Regions from separate parts of the Homo sapiens genome. Here region 2 is linked to region 1. The links are chromatin contacts, found by Hi-C or POLR2A ChIA-PET in ENCODE. All regions are on one chromosome and are shown on one strand. Each heading gives the region's core, a stretch centred on a gene start or an enhancer-like site at or near the end of the contact. The rest is flanking DNA. Distances are from core to core; before and after follow the strand shown.

What was found. Hi-C counts contacts between places; a loop is a spot of excess contacts on that map. ChIA-PET counts read pairs that join two places held with the same protein, here RNA polymerase II (POLR2A). Pooled maps may share reads with other maps.
Region 2: a map of endothelial cell of hepatic sinusoid shows a loop between it and region 1 (5-fold over the local background). The contact joins the promoter of LINC01659 here to the promoter of FAM230I in region 1. A Hi-C loop is called at or near these places in 2 of 168 maps with a recorded cell type or tissue (endothelial cell of hepatic sinusoid and posterior vena cava) and 4 of 50 pooled maps. POLR2A ChIA-PET finds 5 or more read pairs at or near these places in 1 of 52 experiments (activated T-cell).

Annotation. Positions count from the first base shown.
Region 1 is chr22:23,482,962-23,489,344 of GRCh38, reverse strand. FAM230I (family with sequence similarity 230 member I) reads left to right here and starts at 2,365. Exons shown (of 12, transcript NR_165490.1): 1 at 2,365-2,466; 2 at 6,219-6,277.
Region 2 is chr22:23,432,314-23,438,696 of GRCh38, reverse strand. LINC01659 (long intergenic non-protein coding RNA 1659) reads right to left here and starts at 5,133. Exons shown (of 3, transcript NR_110538.1): 1 at 4,636-5,133; 2 at 3,967-4,137; 3 at 3,626-3,873. RefSeq lists an enhancer at 2,354-3,045.

The DNA.
Region 1 (6,383 bases), core at 1,116-3,615:
CCTGTTTCCTTTTCCCTCCTCAACTCAGACTGTTTTCCTTTCTGTTTTTCTACTCTGAATAATCTTCTTGATAGTTTTGTGGGTGTGTGTGTGTGCCTGCCACCACGCCAGGCTATTTTTTTTTTTTTGTATTTTTAGTAGAGACGGGGTTTCACCGTGTTAGCCAGGATTGTCTTGATCTCCGGACCTCATGATCCGCCCGCCTTGGCCTTCCAATGTTTAATAAATTATTAAATATTAGTCCCTGAAACATTTTGACTTAGTCAATCTGTGCATTCCTGCAGATATAAGAAGCTTTTAGAAATTACAGAAAAAGGCCAGGTGTGGTGCCTCATGCCTGTAATCCCAGCACTTTGGGAGGCCGAGGTGGGTGGATCACGAGGTCAGGAGATCGAGACCATCTTGGCTAACACGGTGAAATACCATGTTACTAAATACCGTCTCTACTAAAAATACAAAAAATTAGAAGGGCGTTCTGGCGGGCGCCTGTAGTCCCAGCTACTCGAGAGGCTGAGGCAGGAAAATGGCTTGAACCTGGGAGGCAGAGCTTGCGGTGAGCCGAGATCGCGCCACTGCACTCCAGCCTGGGCACCCAGACAGAGCGAGACTCCGTCTCAAAAAAAAAAAAAAAAAAAAAAAAAGACCAGCCTGGCCAAGATGGTGAAAACCCGTCTCTACTAAAATTACAAAAATTAGCTGGACATGGTGGAACGTGCCTGTAATCCCAGCTACTCGGGAAGCTGAGGCAGGAGAATCACTTGAACCCAGGAAGCGGAGGTTGCTGTGAGTCGAAATGGCCACTACGCTCCAGCCTGGCGATGAGCAAGACTCCCTCTCAAAAAAAAAAAAGAAAAAAAGAAAAAAACTGGACACCTATTTTTCACCATATACAAAAATTTACGCAGGTTGGATTAAAGATTTAAATTTAAGACCTCAAACTACAATAATCCTGGAAGAAAAACTTCAGAAGTACCATTCTTGACATGGCCTATGGGAAATAATTCATGACTAAGTCTTTAAAAGAAATTGCAACAAAACTTGGCAAGTGAGACCTAGTTAAACTAAAGAGCTGCCACACAGCAAAGGAGACCATCAGCAGAGTAAGCAGACAACCTACAGGATGGGGGGAATTATTCACAAACTATGCGTACAACAAAGGTCTAATATCCAGAATCTATGAGGAACTTAATTCCACAAGCAAAAACAGCCCCATTTAAAAAGGGGCAAATAAACACTTCTCAAAAGAAGACATACATGCAGCCAACAAACGTGAAAAAATGCTTATCATCACTAATCATGAGAGAAATGCAAATCAAAACCACAATGAGATATTATCTCACACCAGTCAGAAAGACTATTTTTTTAAAAGTAAAAAAAAATAGCAGATACTGGCAAGGATAAGGAGAAAACGAAATGCTTATACACTGTTGGTGGGAATGTAAGTTAGTTCAGCCACTGTGGAAAGCAGTTTGGAGATTTCTCAAAGAACATAAAACAGAACTAACATTCAGCCCAGCAATCCCATTACTGAGTATGTATCCAAAAGAAAACAAATCATTCCACCAAAAAGACATACGCACTCGTATGTTTATTGCAACACTATTCACGATAGCAAAGACATGGGATCAACCTAGGTGCCCGTCAACAGTGGACTGGATAAAAATGTGGTACATATAGACCATGGAATACTATGCAGCTACAAAAGAATGAAATTATGTTCTTTGCGGGAAAATGGCTAGAGCTAGAAGCCACTAAGTGAACTAATGTAACAGAAAACAAACGCCTCATGTTCTTATAAGTAGGTGCTAAACGCTGAGTACCCATGGACACGAAGATGGTGACAATAGACACTAGGACTGCTAAGAGAGGGAGGGAGGAAGGAAAAGGTTGAAAAACTGCTGAGTACCATGTTCAGTACCTGGGTGTTGAGATCATTCATACCCCAAACCTCAGCACCACACAATATACCCAGGTAACTAACCTGCACGTGTACACCCTGAATCTAACATAAAAGTTGAAAAAGAAAAAAAAGAATGGAATCTCTGCTTGTTTTCAGAATAATCAGTTGTGCCCCTCTTCAATTTGAAATTCTCACTATTGGCTATATTTAGGGGTACCCTATTTCCCATCTCATAACTTATTTTAAGAAACACAGAATAATAATGTGTAGGCTTGGGATTCAGTTTTTGAAATAAAACACTTATCTTCAATGACCTTCCTGTACATGTAAAAGCACACCTGTCTGCATGGCAGCAGTTGGACCTCACAGTGTGGATTGTGCCTTCACCCGGGAATGTCTGTGATGCCCCATCACCGTGGTGATGGGATTAGGGATCTCCTGCCCTCAGTCTTAAGTGCCACTGTCTGTGCTGAGTTTTTCGAAGGTCAGAGCAGATTGAACCTTTGTGCTTTCATTTTTCCTGATTTTGATTTTTCTTATGGGGATCCACTTTTCCTGCATTCGAGGTATGTTCATACTGGCCTGTCAAATGCTGTCTTTTCAAATTACTAGTTAATACTTTCAAAATATGTTATTTAAAAAATTATCCTCTGTATTTTCCATATGCAGTTATAAATAAGTTTTGTGGTTATGTTTTATTCCTCATTTTATATATTTGATTCTTGTATCAAGCAGGGTGCTTTTGAACTTTTTCTTCATTTAAAAAATATGTATCATTTCCTTTTACATCCTGCACCCTTCAATGCTCCCGCCCCAAATTAAGTTATTCCCTTGAGGAGAATATGGCAAAGTCTATTTTAATGTAGTTTTTAACCTAATTAAGAACCTATGAAATCATTACTTTCAAAAAGTTTGGAGAAAAGCCACAGTAGTACAGATGGGTTTGAGGCTTTTCACACAATAAAATGTACCTATCTTTGTTTTTGACATGTTTTTCCTTCCTCTCTTCTTTTGTTGTGAAATGTGTATTTAGTTTAATAAATTTGTAGTAAGTCATGTCCATTCACATATCAATTTTAAATGTAATAAGAATGCGTATTGTCTGTGTGTGAAATAAAAAACATTTATTTTTATGCTTTGGGAGTTATCCAAAATCATAGAATTGTCAATTACAGTCAATCACCCAACCTACTCACCTTTCCAGAGTAGTCTTAGTCAAATTTTTTTTTTTTTTTGTTTCCCAATGAAATGCAGTATTTCAACACAGAAAGATAAATAGAATGAATTGGTAGAGACTGTTAACTAAGAACATACAGTTTTATTTATACTCAGAAACAAATAGATCATATACATATATATGAAGATAAAAATTAAAGGGATAATTGTGTAAGTTTGCATGTAGAAAGCTTTGAAAACCTGTTTACTTGTTAATGCTGTTTTGATGTATTGTGTGACTTAGTTCTCCCGACCCATCATCCAGAGCTCTCTCTAGGAGCTAAGTGCTCATCAGTTCTGTGAGTTGGAAACTAAGTTTAGAGGCACTTGTATTTGTTAGTAAATAAGGCAACATGATATTCTTTCACAGGTTTTAGTGCAGAAGACTGAATAGATAAGCTGCTCCACCCAGTACACTGGTGTTCATTTCATGGTCATCTCATATGTTGATCGTGGATATAAAACACTTATCTTCAATGACCTTCCTGTATATGTAAAAGCACGCCTGTCTACATGGCAGCAGTTGGACCTCACAATGTGGATTGTGCCTTCACCCTGAACTGTCTATGATGCCCTATCGTCATAGTGATGGGATTAGGGATCTCTTGCCCTTTGCTCTGCCCCTGTCTGTGCCAGCCAGGCCACTGGGTCGTTGTGGCAGATAGTGGTATCCTTTGTCAAGGGAGTTGCAACCAGGGTGATACATGAGACTAATGATTAGGTGGTATATTGTGTTCTTGTCTTGTCACCAGGTTGTGTAGCTCACAGACTTTTTTTTTTAACATTTCTATAGCTGTCATTTGAAGTTTGTAATGCCATCAAATATCAATAACGGTTCTTCCCATTATTTATCATGGAGGGCACTGAGTGTGCACTCAGGCAGACACAGCACTTTTGACAACTTTATCTGCTTCTTTCAAAACTGGGTCTGAATTATGATAAAGTGGTTGGGTTTAGGCCAAGCAGGTGTATTTCATAGAGCAATGGGTTGGGAGTTCAGAATCCTGGACTTGAATGAGTCTCTGAGCCTTATTAAGCTGTGAAATCTAAAGCAAGACATTTCACTGATAATTAAGCCTCATGAGCACTTATGCTGTATACTTTACCTACATCGAATCATTCAGCCATCACCACAGACATATGGCATGATTGATTTACTATCATCTTTTGCTGGGCAGAAAAAGACGGAGATGAATGTGCCCAAGCTTATGAGCCCCTAAGCAAAAGAGCCAAGATGGGAACCCAAGCATAGGGCCCCAATGCTGAGGCTCTGAACTACTGACCTGCCCTCAGCACTCAGCTGTGGGATCATGAGTCACTGTGCAAAGGACTTCCAACATCTGCATGTATGTCTGGAATGATCTGAGCCTGCAGAGTTCCTACACACTAGCCACATTATAGCATGGTGTCCATGGTCACATAGCTCAGGGCAGGTATTAGTACATGAATAACTTAGGTATGTCATAGTCTTTATGTGAAAGGCACATAAAAGTCCAAATGCTTTTGAACTGGTTGCGGATTTTGAGTTGGAGAACAGCACTTGGGACAACCGATCACATTCTTTCAGCGCTCGGCCACTCCTCAGCACATATCCCAAAGCTGATAAATAATGGGAAGACCCTTTATTGATATTTGATGGCATTATGAACTTCAAATGACCGCTAAAGAAATGTTAAAAAAAAGTCTGTGAGCTACACAACCTGGGGACAAGACAAGAACACAAAATACCACTTAATCATTAGTCTCATGTATCACCCTGGTTGCAACTCCCTTGACAGCTGGTTCGAAGAGCCTCAGTGCTCACCAGGGGCCATCTCCCCGCTCTGCCCTCTCTCCCTGTGGGTTGCCTGGGCTGAACATAGGTAGCTCCTCACATGATGACTGCAAACACAGGGCAAAGGAAGACTGAACGGAAAATGTACGGTTATAGTGGTTATTTTAAAATATAAGCATTTCAGTATTTTCTAATCTTTAATAATTGATTTTTTTGGGGGGGGGCTTTTTTTTTGGCAGAGTCTTGCTCTGTTGCCCAGGCTGGAGTGCACTGGCACAATCTCGGCTCACTGCAACCTCTGCTTCCTGGACTCAAGCAATTCTCCTCCCTCAGCCTCCCAAGTAGCTGGGACAACAGGCGCATGCCACCACGCCTGGCTAATTTTTTGTGTTTTTAGTAGAGACGGGATTTCACTGTGTTAGCCAGGATAGTCTTGATCTTCTGACCTCATGATCCGCCCACGTTGGCTTCCCAAAGTGCTGGGATTACAGGCGTGAGCCACTGCACCCTGCCGGTTTTTTTGTTTTGTTTTGTTTTTCTGATATGGAGTCTCACTCTGTTGCCCTGGCTGGAGTGCAGTGGCACGATCTCAGCTCACTATAGCCTCCGCCTCCAGGTTCGAGGGATTCTCCTGCTTCAGCCTCCTGAGTAGCTGGGATTACAGGCACATGCCACCATGCCTGGCTATTTTTTTTTTTTTTTTTAACTAGAGACAGGGTTCATTATGTTGGTCAGGCTGGTCTCAAACTCTTGACTTCAAATTATCCACCTACCTCAACCTCCCAAAGTGCTGGGATTACAGGTGTGAGCCACCACACCTGGCTGATTATTTTTATAACAAAGAAAATAAATAAATATAATTAATGCTGGTGCATGGAATTAAATCTAGTTTTTAAAAAATTCACACATAAAAAAGAGCAGAACCCCAGACCCTCGATGATAAATGCAGTAGCACTGTATGTGGGTCTGTGGAGGTTGAAAGGGACTTGGTAGATGTCAAGAAGAAGTGATAGTCCTGTGGGCTTTTAAAGCATCTGAAGAAGTGACAGGACGCTGTGGTTGAATCCTAGCATGTATTTTAGTATTTGTTCATTTGGAGTTTGTTTATTTCATGTTGCTTTCATTTGCCATTGCCTGGAAAGCCAAGGGCTCTACTCATTTCCTTCCTGCTCTTTCTTTGCCTTCCTTGGTCCATGAAGAGAATGGTCCAGAAGAAGCTCAATCCATGCTTGTTAACCAGGCACACCCCTAAGTTCTAGTCCCTGAGTCATTCATGAGTAGCACCACCAATGAACTGACAGCCATGCTGTGTCCTTCCACATCCCCTAGGTGACTTGAAGAAGCCTTCCAAAAAGCGTGTGAAAAGGGAGCCCTACTCTACTACCATGGTAAAGTAGCCTGTCTTTGCCTAAGATGTAAATGTTGTTTTCTTGGTTCCTTTATTTTTCAGTTGATATCAACTATGGGAAAATTATCCACTACACTATAGATGTT
Region 2 (6,383 bases), core at 3,884-6,383, 53 kb after region 1:
GGGATAAACTGTTGATACCACAGCAACATGGATAAATCTCAAACTAACTACGCTTAGTGGAAGAAGCCAGACGAGAAAGGCTAGATACTGCGTGATTCCACTTACAGAAACTCTAGAAAACATGGATGAACCCGTGGTGACAGGAAACACAGAAGGATCAGTGGCTGCTTGGGGTCGGGTTGCAGTGGGAGGGGCAAGGCAGGCTGCACAGGGCCTGGGATCTGGGGGCGAAGGGTCTGTTCACTGCCTTGACGGCCTCACGGGTGCGTGTATATAGACGATGACTCATCAATAACGCAGACTCAGCAAACAGGGAAGCCCTGGCAGGAGGAGGTGGTGGCATCGGGGCAGGTCCAGCTATCACAGGCCAGCCTGGTGAAACACGGCAGTGGGCTACTTCTCCAGACAAAACTGCTCCCTCTTGGGTGTCTAGAGGCGATTCCTGCGTAGCTCTGCCTGGACTGGGAAACATATTCCTAACCCCGTGCAGGGGCTGCAGTCCCTCTACCCGAAACCCACGCCAACACCCACTTCACATTTTGCATTTGAATCTCAGGAGGTTCACGGACCCTGTAACCCAGCGGCACCCGCAGCCCCTGGGATGGAAAAGCATCATAAAAGCAGACAGTGGCGCGTGTTGGGGAGGACGGGGAGAACCTGGGAGAAGAGGCAGCTCCTTACAAAGCTCAACGTTAAATTACCACGTGACCCCGGCACTTCCTCTTATGGGTGTACACCCGAGAGAAACAAAAATGCATTTCCACACACAAGCTTGTACACGAATGTTCACAGCGGCACTGTGTGTAATAGCCCTAAACGGAAGCAATTCAAATGTTCTATCAATGGATGAACGGATAAACAACATGGTCTATCCACACACTAGACTGTATGATTCATCAGTAACAAATGGAGCGTCAGCACGTGGTCCAATGTGAGCGAACCGTGAAAACCTTACGTTCAGTGAAAGACGCCAGACGCCAGAGACCACTCATCGCTGAGCCCATCTCCCTGCAACACTGCCGGTAGGGGAGTCTAGAGACAGAACACAGACAGTGGCTGCCGATGGCTGGGAGGGGATGGCTATGGGGCACGTTTCCTTCCAGGGTGATAAAGGCATTCATTCCAAGATAGACTGTGATGATGGCTGCACGCTCTGTAGATGACATCTCAATCAAGCTGCTTCATGAGAAAGGCCCAGCCACTGACCACGGGGTGAACGTCCTGCCGTCCACAGTCCCTGGCCGAGAAGAAAGTATGACTGACAGGTAAGACTACCTAAAGTCCCAGGCACACCCTGGGGCGGGGAGGAGGCTGGGGACAAGGACAGAGTGTGCAAAGACACGCCGGGCTCTGGGAGGTCAGCAGAGAGTCTGGACCCCAGATTTGAGGCAGCCAGGAACTGCCTGCCAGTCCCAGCTCATATGGCCTGAGCTTGGCCAACCGTGGCGGGTCCCACTCGCAGATGGCCAGCTGCCTCCGTGCCCTGGGGCAGGGATGTCCTGTTCCTGCTCTTTAGAGTGACAGGGAGGCCCTCCCTAACAGACTTCTCAGTCATTTAGGTTGGGGGCAAAAGGGGCTGGCCGCAGCTTCGTGTAGGTGGAGCAGGGCTTGGTGGGGGGGCAGGGCTAGGTGGGCTTGCCCGGGGTCGAGGTGGTGGTCACTGTCTAGTCCCCACCCAGGACAGACACTCGGGGTCCCAGGGAGGGCTCTGCCTCCTGCCTGGCAGGAAAGCGTCCTGCCCACCCGGTGCCATGGCCTGGGGAGTGCTTGGCTCTCAGGCCAGCTGCCCGCAGGAGAAGCTGGGACTGGGGCGGGGAACCAGCCTGTTCGCTTCCGAGTGGGGCTGACAAACCCCCAGCCTCTTCACAAAGCCTCCAAAAACGGAATGTCGTGGGGAACTGGACGCAGATCCACAGGGCCATAGAGAGCATTTCCGGCTTAGTCAAGGGAGTAACTTTTTAACAGTTTAAATGCGCGTGATGGGATGTGCAGGCTTGGGAGGCAGTGGACCAGATAAAACCATTGGCCAGAAGATACAGAAGGGCTCTAGGCCGCCCAGGCCCTTCAGTTAGAACATCCCCCACCCCTCCCCCCCGGCTCCCAGGGCAACGTCAGAGACCATCTGGATGGAGGATGGGGCTGGTCCTGGCTTCTCACAGTTTGGGAGGTGGGGCAGCTGGGCACCAGGTCAGCAAGCCACAGGTCCACCCACAGCCAAGGCCCAGGCTCCCCGCCTCCCCCCGTAACCACCTAGACACAGAGCACAGACCCTGCCTGGCCATCGGCCCTCCAATCCCTGCTGGAAGATGTGCCCAGGCGGAGCAGGACCCCCGCATTACTGCTGCGCGTCCAGCACCTGCAGCGGGGCCCAGCACGGTGGGCATTCCACATGGGCGAGGGCCAGACGAGTGAGCCACACCCCACCCTTTACTCAACCATCCCCCATGAGGACGACATCAGAGTCGTCCCCCAAGCCCAGGTCTGACACTCTCTTTCCCCAACTTTGGCCTGGAGCCCGAGGCCTACCCCTCTGCTCTCCCTGCACGCTGGGTGCCCTGGAGCCGGTGAGCATGAGCACGTGAGATCCTGAGGCCAGAAACATCTCCCCAACCCAGCCAGACAAACTCTAATTCACCTGTGAGCCCCAGCTCCAGGCCACCTCCTCCAGGCAGCCTTCCTTGACTGCAGTGCACCCTGGGGTATCTGGGAGACGCCTCTGCACAGTCTTTGAATCGGGCTGTACAAGTATCTGTCCTAGCGGCAGCAGAGCCGCGTCATAAACAGTAAAACAAGCCCGGCGCGGTGGCTCACACCTGTAATCCCAGCACTTTGGGAGGCCAAGGCAGATGGATCACCTGAGCTCAGGAGTTCGAGACCAGCCTGGCCAACATGGCAAAACCCCGTCTCTACTAAAAATACAAAAAAAGCCAGGCATGGTGTCGGGTGCCTGTAATCCCAGCTACTCGGGAGGCTGAGGCAGGAGAATCACTTGAGCCCGGGAGGCAGAGGTTGCAGTGAGCCAAGATCGCACCACTGCACTCCAGCCTGGGCAACAGAATGAGACTCCATCTGACAACAAAACAAAACAAAACAATAAAACAGCAACAGCAGCTCAGGGCTCCTGCAGTTCAAGGTTTTAGCGGCCTGGGCATGCGGTTTCTCTGCCTACTTGGACCTGAGCAGCCTCCCTCTGCCCAATGTCACTGCACACTCCCTGCATGCCCCAGCCCTGACTCGGGTGAGTGGACCATGCAGACGGCGAGAGGCCATGCAGGCCAAGCCAGGATAGAGCGAACCCTGGCGGGGCCAGGTGGTCCCCGTGTGTTTGCAGCCTGGATGTGATGCCCACATCTCTGGGCCAGGCACAGCTCTCCACTGTCGGCGGCTGGTGGGATTAGATGTGACCAAGGCCGCTCCCGGGCCGGCTCTACTCTGTGGGGGGCAGGTGCGGCTCTGGGGGTCCTGTTGGGCCTGAGCACGTCCCGATAACCTGGCTGCTGCCCACTGCCCAAGCGCCAGAGCACTCGGCCACCAATGAGAGCTGTGCTTCCCTGGTCCTGGGTTAAAAATATCCCCGTAAGTGACAAGACTTTGAGAATTTCGTCTCTCCAGTCACTCACATGGGGGGCGAGGACAGCTCTTGGCTCCGCGTCTCGCCCGGCTGCATCTGATGGCTCCCTGGGCTGAAGCTGCATCTCATGAAACAGACGAGAAGTCATTCACAGCCCGACAGCACAGGCACAGAAATTTGCTGTTTTATACCAAGTTGGGCGGCCTGTCATCTAGAAGCTTCTGTCCTGACCTCCTCAGCGAAGAGGAAGTCATGGAACCAGCTGCTGAGCCTCCTGACCTCGGCCTGGCCTCTCCTGGCAGCTGTGGGCCCCAGGATGAAAGCGGGCACCACGTCACTCACGAGACAGAAGCTGTCGTTCTCAGAGCCTCCCAGGTGAGTGGCCGGGCGCCTACCTGAAGCTGGACGAGCCCACAGTGGCTGAGGCCAGTGGGGACCCAAGGGGCCGGTCCGGCCTTCCCGGACCACCAAGGAAGGTGGGCGCTGCTTCCCTCGCAGTGCAGATGGTCTCGGCCGTCACTCTGCTGTCCCTCTCCTGGCTGTGAGCTCAGCTTCAGTGTCCCCACCTGTGAAATGGGGAGACCCCCAATCCTTCTGGGCGGGTGCCTTGCCTCTGCCCTCGCATGAGTCTCCCCTTTCTGAGCTGGGATTCCATCTCTCCTGGGAATCAGGTGCTGCCTGGCTGAGAACCCGGTAGCCAGGCACAATCACGCCGTCACCACCCCAGCCCTCAACCAGACCCTGCCTGCTCGCCGCGCTCGGCCGCCATCTTCCTGTGGACGCCACTTACCCTCCGGCGTCGCCATCGGCTGCAAATTGCCTTGTTTTTCATCTTTGGCAGGGCTCAAAATTTGATCATGAAAGGGAATTTTCTTTTTTCTTTCTTAATTAGTACTTGGTAATATCACCAAGCTGTGAGTTTATGGCTTTGTAGATCTTGTGTGTTTGACACTAATTACTCACAAAGGCTTTTAAAGCTGCATTTCAACTCTGCAACCACCATGCCAGTAATTAAGCTAGAGGAAGCGGCAACAGATTTCATTTTTCACAGACACCCTTCCCACCTGTGCTCCCGCTCCGTGTGGCCGCAGCCCCCGTGGCCCTGTGGAAACCCAGCAGCTCCTTGCGGCTCCGGCCCTGGAGGCCTGAGGTGGCCTTGCCTCCAGGAGCCCGGGCTCAGCCGTCACAGCCGGGCAGGTACAATCAGGACGAGCTCCCTGTGAGACTGGGGACCCAGGCCCAGTCCCAACCCAGGTGAAGGTCCCTTCCTTCTGCCCCAGAGACGACTAACGAGCAGCTCCCCTGGCTGCCCCAGAGCCCCCCACAGGGGCCGTGGCTTCTGACCCTTCAGACTCAGCTGTTCCCAGGGGCCCTGCTTCTGCCCCGCCCGCCCCCACGGCTGCACTCAAGCCTGCGCTGTGCACACCGAGGCCAGCTGAGTACCGGATAGGACCTGGGCTGAGGCTGCCCAGCTCACAGGGAAGCAGAAGCCGAGAGACCAAGAAGAAAACATCCCCCAACTGGCTGACAGTCGCCCTCCTCGACCCCAGATGCCACTAAGAACAACGCAAAGTTCTGGCGCGCAGGGAGGGAAGTCCGTGTTGACTTGGGGGCGGGTCTGCAGCAGGAAGGCTGGGCACACCCTCCACTGGCTGCTCACTAACTCCCCTGCTGGCAGAACCTTCCGCTGCACAAGCAGAGGAGAAAGGAAGGCGTGGAAGAGAGCAGGTGGCCCACGGGCTGGGAGGGGCAGGGAGAGGAAAGGCGGCAAGGTTCCCAGCAAAAGAGAAGACGCCACTCCGAGAACCCCGGGAGGTATAAGGGAACCCTGTTTAGTAACGCTGCATGTGCAACAGATAACACGTAGTTCACGTGCACAGATGTGTGCAAACATCTATGATGTAACCGAGCGGGGCTGTGCAGAGCAACTGTTACAGTCTGAACTGTGTCCCCCAAATTTAGATACTAACCTAATCCCCATGTGACTGTATTTGGAAATAGGACCTTTAAGGAGGGAAGTCAAGTCTGATGAAGGTCATAAGGGTGGGTCCTGATCCAGCAGGGGCACCAGAGCTCTCCAAGTGCACAGGAGAAAGGCCACACAGGAATACAAGGGGCGGCCGTCCACAAGCCGGGAGGAGAGTCCTCCCCAGGGGCCAACTCCGGTGACCCTTGATCTCAGATTTCAGCCTCCAGAACTGTGTGAGACACACATCTGCGGTCTCAGCCCCCGCTGTGGGGCTCTGTGACGGCAGCCCCAGCCAGACCAGCAGAGTGGTGGACACGGCCAGGTCTTATTTTGGTGAACTAGCCCCTTGGCTCCACAGATCTCTGTAACGTGCTTATGTGGGAGGATGGTAGGGGCACGGCAGCCCCACCTAGGAAGCAAGGTCTCCACAACCATGGGTCATGTTAAACCAGCTCCTTCTCTGGAGGCTAAGGGCCTCACGTGGTCAACTGCAGCCCAAGGTCCTGAGCCCCCTGTCTGGTCCAACACCAGGTGCTTTGTCTCTCTTCTCCTTCGCACAGGTGGTCACCCTGCTGGACGCTGCCCCTTTCCCCACTGTCCTCACCCACCGAGACCAGGTCCTACCACAATAAAAGGACTCTGGTTAGGGCTTTATGGAGTCACCAGCCTTTCAGAGACACATGCTACAATACTTGAATGATTGCAGCTAAATTGATTACGATACCTTGGATTTGCTTCAGAATAATCCAGGAAGGGGGAAGAGGGTGGGATGGGCTCACAGGGACTTCTCGATGCTGTTTTCCATATTTTTATATATATGCTTAAAACTTTCCATGGCAAAAA